Linked DNA regions of Homo sapiens: region 1 is linked to region 2. A link is a loop called in an ENCODE intact Hi-C map of the cell type or tissue named here. Cell type or tissue: endothelial cell of umbilical vein. All regions are shown on one strand. Links, peaks and the distances in the headings refer to the core of each region. The heading gives the core; the rest is flanking DNA.

Region 1 (2,829 bases), core at 213-2,712, 410 kb before region 2:
ATACGCAAATACATATAAGAGGTAAAACAAGTAAGCATGAATAAGATTTGATCATTAACAAACCTGACCTAATTAATATATATCAGCGCTGTACTAAAAACTTCAGTGTGCACATTCTTTTCTGGTTCACATGAAACCAGTATCAAAAATGAATATATACAAATTTCTAAGAACTAACATCATACAAAATTTACTTTCTGACCATCATGAAATTAAGTTTGAAATAAAAAACAAAAAAACCCACAAAGATTTAAGAATTAAGCAAAACCTGTCTAAATAACCCTTCTATCAAAGAAGAAATCACAGTAGAAAATTAAAATAAAATAATAATATTATGATAAAATAATAATGAAAAGACTGCATACCAACATTGCAGGCTACTGCAGAAGCTTAACAGAGCAGCAGTTCTTAAACGTTGGCACCCATTAGGATCACCTGAGGCCTTCTTAAAATACAAGGTGTTGTACCCCATCTTTAGAGCTTCTTATTCAGTAGGTCTGGCACATGGCTTAAGAATTTGCATTTCTAACAATATCCCAGAATATACTGATGTTTTTGGTTAAGGAACCACATCTTATCCTAGGATATATAAACAACTTTATGACAATAAATTTTATTTTAAAAATATTTTTTAGAAAAACAAAATTTACCAAAATTAGCACAAAAACAAATATGAAATCTTCATAGCTTTATCTATAGTTGACCCTTAAGCAACTCGGGTTTGAATTACATGGGTCCACACATACACTGGTTTTATTTCAGTAAATATACTGAAAAAATTTTTGGAGATTTGTGACAATTTATTAAAAGCTCTCAAATATTTAAAAAATATAAGAAAAAGTTGGATATGTCTTGAATGTATGAAATATATGTAGATACTAGTCTACTTATTTACTACCATAAAACATACAGAAAGCTATTATAAGAAGTTTAGGTTTATCAAAGTAAAGCTTTATGTTTAACTAAAGTTACGTACACAAACATACGCCATACATGGTACCATTTGCAGTCAAGAGAAACATAAACAAATGTAAAGATGTGGTTTTAAAATGGCATGAAATTAACTGTAGTTCACACTGTACTACTGTAACAGTTTCATAGCTACCTCCTATGGCTATTGCAGTGAGCTCAAGTGTTGCAAATATCCATTTTAAATGACTTGTGATGCTAATCATCTCTGCATGAGCAGTTTGTCTCAACAGTAAATTGCACATCACAGAAAAAAAATGGCCTCTTGCAGTTCTCTCATATTTTTTATTGTGTTTAGGGCAATACTTTAAACCTTGAATCACACCATGTGATCCATACGAAGTGCCACTAGTGATGCTGGCAATGCTCCCAAGAAGCACACAGCAGTCACGACATTACAAGACAAAGTTGAATTGCCGGATATGCATCAGAGATTGAGATCTGTAACTGCAGTAGCCCTGCCATTTCAAGAGAAATAAATCCAGCAATAACGACCATTGAAAAAATGGAAAGGAAACTTGTGAACCCATAGCTGCAGCTACACCAGCAGGTGCAAAAGCCTTACACTTTTTGTCAGATACCCTTTTATCTTATATTGAAAATGCAGCTGACAGCTTAAAGCAAAAAGAAGGATCTAAAGCTGGAGAATTTAATGCCAGCAAAGGATTGTTGGATAATTTTAGAAGGAAGTTTGGCTTTTAAAATGTCAAAATAATAGGAAAAGCAGCTTCTGCCAGTCAAAAGGCAACAGATAACTTCCCAGATGCCATTAAGAAAATGATTGTAGATAGGCGAAGCACAGTGGCTCACACCTGTAATCACAGCACTTTCGAGGTCAACGTGGGTGGATCACCTGATCCCAGGAGTTTCAGACCAACCTGGGCAACATGGTGAAATCCTGCCTCTACAAAAAAAAAAATGTGTGTGTGTATATATATATATATATATATATATATACACATACATACATACATATATATATACACATACATATATATATATACATACATACATATATATATATATATACATACATATATATATACACACACACACACACACACACACATATGAAGCCAGGCATGGTGGCATGCACTTGTAGTCCCACCTACTCAAGAGGCTGAGCTAGGAGGATCACTTGAGACTGGGAGGCGTAGGTTGCAGTGAGCCCAGATCGCACCACTGCACTCCAGCCTGGGAAAGAGAGAGAACTTGTCTCAAAAAAAAAAAAGAAAAAAAAAAAAAAGAAAGAAAATGGTTGAAGATAAAGAACATTTACCTAAACAGGTTTTTAATGCAGATAAGAGTGCCCTATTATAGAAAAAAAGAAATATCACAATGAACATTAATTAGTAAGGAAGAGAAGTGAATGCCAGGATTTAAGGCAGAAAAGGATAGTCTAACTCTACCGTTTTGTGCAAAAACATTTGGGTTTATGATCAGGACTATCCTTATCTATAGAGCTGCTAACCCCTGAGGTTTTTGTTTTTGTTGTTGTTCGTTTTGCTTTGTTTTGTTTTAGAGACAAGGTCTCACTGTGTTCCCCAGGCTGGAGTGCAGTGGCTCAACCATGACCCACTGCAGCCTTGAACTTCTGGCCTCAAACAATCCTCCCACTTTGGCCTCCTAAAGCAGTGAGATTACACACATGAGCCACCATGCTCAGCCTTCCCCTGAGATTTGAAGGTAGAAAATAAACACCAGTTGCCAGTCTTTTTGTTGTACACAAGAAGGCCTTGATGAGAACCCTTTTTCTGGATTGGTTCTGTCAGTGCTCTGTCTCTGAAGTCAGGATGTACCTTGAGAGTAAGAGACTGCTTTTTAAAGTTCTTTTGACATTAGACAATGCCCCTGGCCACT
Region 2 (2,829 bases), core at 184-2,683:
AGCTGGGGATGGTGGACTCTGGAGCAGTGGTGGTAGGTTGGGAGTAGAGGACACGCACCTTCACAGCACCTAAGAAGTAGCAGAGCTTCTGTGTGAATGTCTAGAACCCTGCACAGCGTGAAGGTTCTGTGTCAATGCCCCACGAAGGCGGTGAATGGTAAAAGAGAAATGCCTCCAAAAGGACCACACAAGCTTAAACAACAAACATCTCAGTGACTATCAACAAAGGCAGAGAATGGAGGCCCTGGTCCAATTTTTCTGGTTTATTTAAGCCCCTTGGGTCTTTTCCCATTCTGCGTGAAGTAGGGAAGTTCTCCTTAAAAAAAAAAAAAGAAAAGAAAAAGAAAAAAAAACTTGAGTTTGGATGTCCTGCTAGCCTGCTAGCCAGGAAAATGGAATAACCCATATTTAATTTGATTCATAACAATAAAGAAATGAGATGCTTTTTGTATACTGATATTCTTGAACACCAACTGGATACCCTATCCTACTAATCCCGTACTGCTTATGAATGTTCCCTGGTTCCACAAATATCTCCACTGCAAATGAACTAACTACTCAGTTAACTAGTTCAGAGTTCGGACATTTTATATCTGCAACATGTAGATTACCCTAGTCTTGGTATGCCCCTTTTTTATTAAATTAAACTTTATTAAAAATGTGTGTATCCCTCTTTAAATTTGTAATTACCACGAAAAAAGATTCCTACCATATGTTTTTTGCCTGATTTGGATATTTAGATATATCTGAGGGGCATTTCTGAATTCTTAGCTGCTGTGTGCAGTTTTATGAAAAAAAGCAAAAGCAGAAGAAACATGACAAATTTATCGATCTCCACCAATAAGTCAAGTGGCCAAAGCTCCCTTGCCTTCCATTCCGTCAGAGAATAACGGAGCAAAATGCAATTATAAAGCATAAGGTTCTTGTGCAGCTTTGCTCTGAAGACAGTGAGTCCTGTTTTCTGCTTTTAACTAAAAGCAGTATTTCTACCTTCAAATTGGACAAGTCATTTCACCTCTGTGGGCCTTGGTTTCCTCACCTAAAAGTTTGCATGTTCAACTAAATGATCTCCAAGGCTCTTTATAGCACTAAGATCCTATGATTTCAAGCTATTATATGAAATCCAAGAAACAAAAGACAAGAGGAGCATTGTTCTCATTCTATTGTTCATCCAGCTGGATTTATCAGATTAAGATTCTGAGTTCATAAATAAGAAAGAAAAGACACTTATACAATATAGAACGCATTTGCAGTAAGAGCATTTTTCATCCATATGGATCTTAACTATTTCACGTGCTAACAAATAATTGAACAGACTATCTATAGAAATGGTTTTGTCCATTCATCCACTTTTCTCTATCAACGTAAAAATAACTTTATTGCTTTTTTATAAAACTGTGTTTAAATAAAAATAGGAAAATGCAATTTTCAACAGTTTCTGAGATCTAGTTATGAGAGAAGTTGCCACAACCTCAAACATCTCTTCAAATGAGGACAAAGGTAAGAGTGCCATCTGCTGGCCTAAATTGTCTAATTGTGTCTTTAAAACTTTATACAGTAAAATACTTATGAAACTTACCTACATTCTGCTTTGATGAAAACCCTGAGCTTTTCAATAACTTGATGTGTGGAGCTTAAATACAATAATCATTTTTCCAAGTGTCCAAAATACACAAAGCATATGAGTATAGCAAAATATTACTCCACAAACTAAATAAGTACTTAATTTAAATATATCCTACAATATTTACCATATCGAAAAGCTACAAATCTATTGGGTCCAAAGGTAAGTAGATAGTGTCTTTCTTTAAAAGCTTCTGAGAAAACTAGAATATTTGGAGTGTTTGTACAGCAGGAAATGGTGTCAATCATCAAAAGATCCCTCAGTTTAATAGCAGAAACCTGAATGGTAACTCTATAGACGGGGTTTAATTAAGAAAGAAAGAACACACAGTTAACTTGGAAAATCATATATCAGATTTAAGCATAACTTCATGCCTCCACACTGGCATCAATAGGTAGATGAAGGCCACAATGAAACACTAACTGACTCTCCTCTGTGGGATAGTGTGGTATTAACTTCTGGGCTACCAGGAGCACTATTATTCTTTTTTTTTTTTTTTTTTTTTTTTTGAGACGGAGCCTCGCCCTGTCGCCCAGGCTGGAGTGCAGTGGTGGGATCTCGGCTCACTGCAAGCTCCGCCTCCCGGGTTGACGCCATTCTCCTGCCTCAGCCTCCCCAGTAGCTGGGACTACAGGCGCCCACCACCACGCCCGGCTAATTTTTTGTATTTTTAGTAGAGACAGGGTTTCACCGTGTTAGCCAGGATGGTCTCAATCTCCTGACCTCCTGATCCGCCCGCCTCGGCCTCCCAAAGTGCTGGGATTACAGGCGTGAGCCGCCGCGCCGGTCTTTTTAACCCTTTCTTACCCGCAAAATCCCCTTCAGAGAAGATTCTCTTCCAACAGGATCCCCTATAGCAATGGAGATGCTCAGGGAATGTTTCACATAAAACAAATAAAATTCAATCAGATTACTAATTCAAGTAAGTCTGAGGTAATCTCAGGAAAATTTACTCCATTGCCTGAAATGTTGGATAACTGTATAGGGCAATGCTGAAAAGACATCTAAGGAGGAGTGTGAAACAACTGGAATATTTTTCATTCAAAAAAACTACTTGAAACTTTCTATGTAAAAAGCATTTAACTAGAAAAAAAAATTATTCTAAAGAGATAAAGTTCAATATTACCAAGAACCCAAGAGACAGACAAGCATAGCTTTTAAGGATCCTTGGCATTCCTATTAATTTTCTGTCTTATTTATAAAAA

What was found. Peaks named below come from ENCODE experiments on the same cell type or tissue, not always from the same donor. Only the 100,000 strongest peaks of a DNase experiment are listed, where the experiment ranks them.
Region 1: it touches region 2 in a loop (5-fold over the local background); 1 of 110 quality-filtered maps calls a loop at or near these places.

Annotation. Positions count from the first base shown.
Region 1 is chr12:20,149,531-20,152,359 of GRCh38, reverse strand. No RefSeq gene overlaps it. Among named protein-coding and RNA genes, the nearest start is that of LINC02468, 23 kb to the right of the region's middle. In endothelial cell of umbilical vein, for the core only: no CTCF peak of the experiment used is centred there; a DNase peak (open chromatin) is centred at 1,339; H3K27ac peaks cover 791 bases.
Region 2 is chr12:19,738,076-19,740,904 of GRCh38, reverse strand. No RefSeq gene overlaps it. Among named protein-coding and RNA genes, the nearest start is that of LINC02398, 280 kb to the left of the region's middle. In endothelial cell of umbilical vein, for the core only: a CTCF peak has its summit at 1,512 (motif pointing left); a DNase peak (open chromatin) is centred at 1,514; H3K27ac peaks cover 785 bases.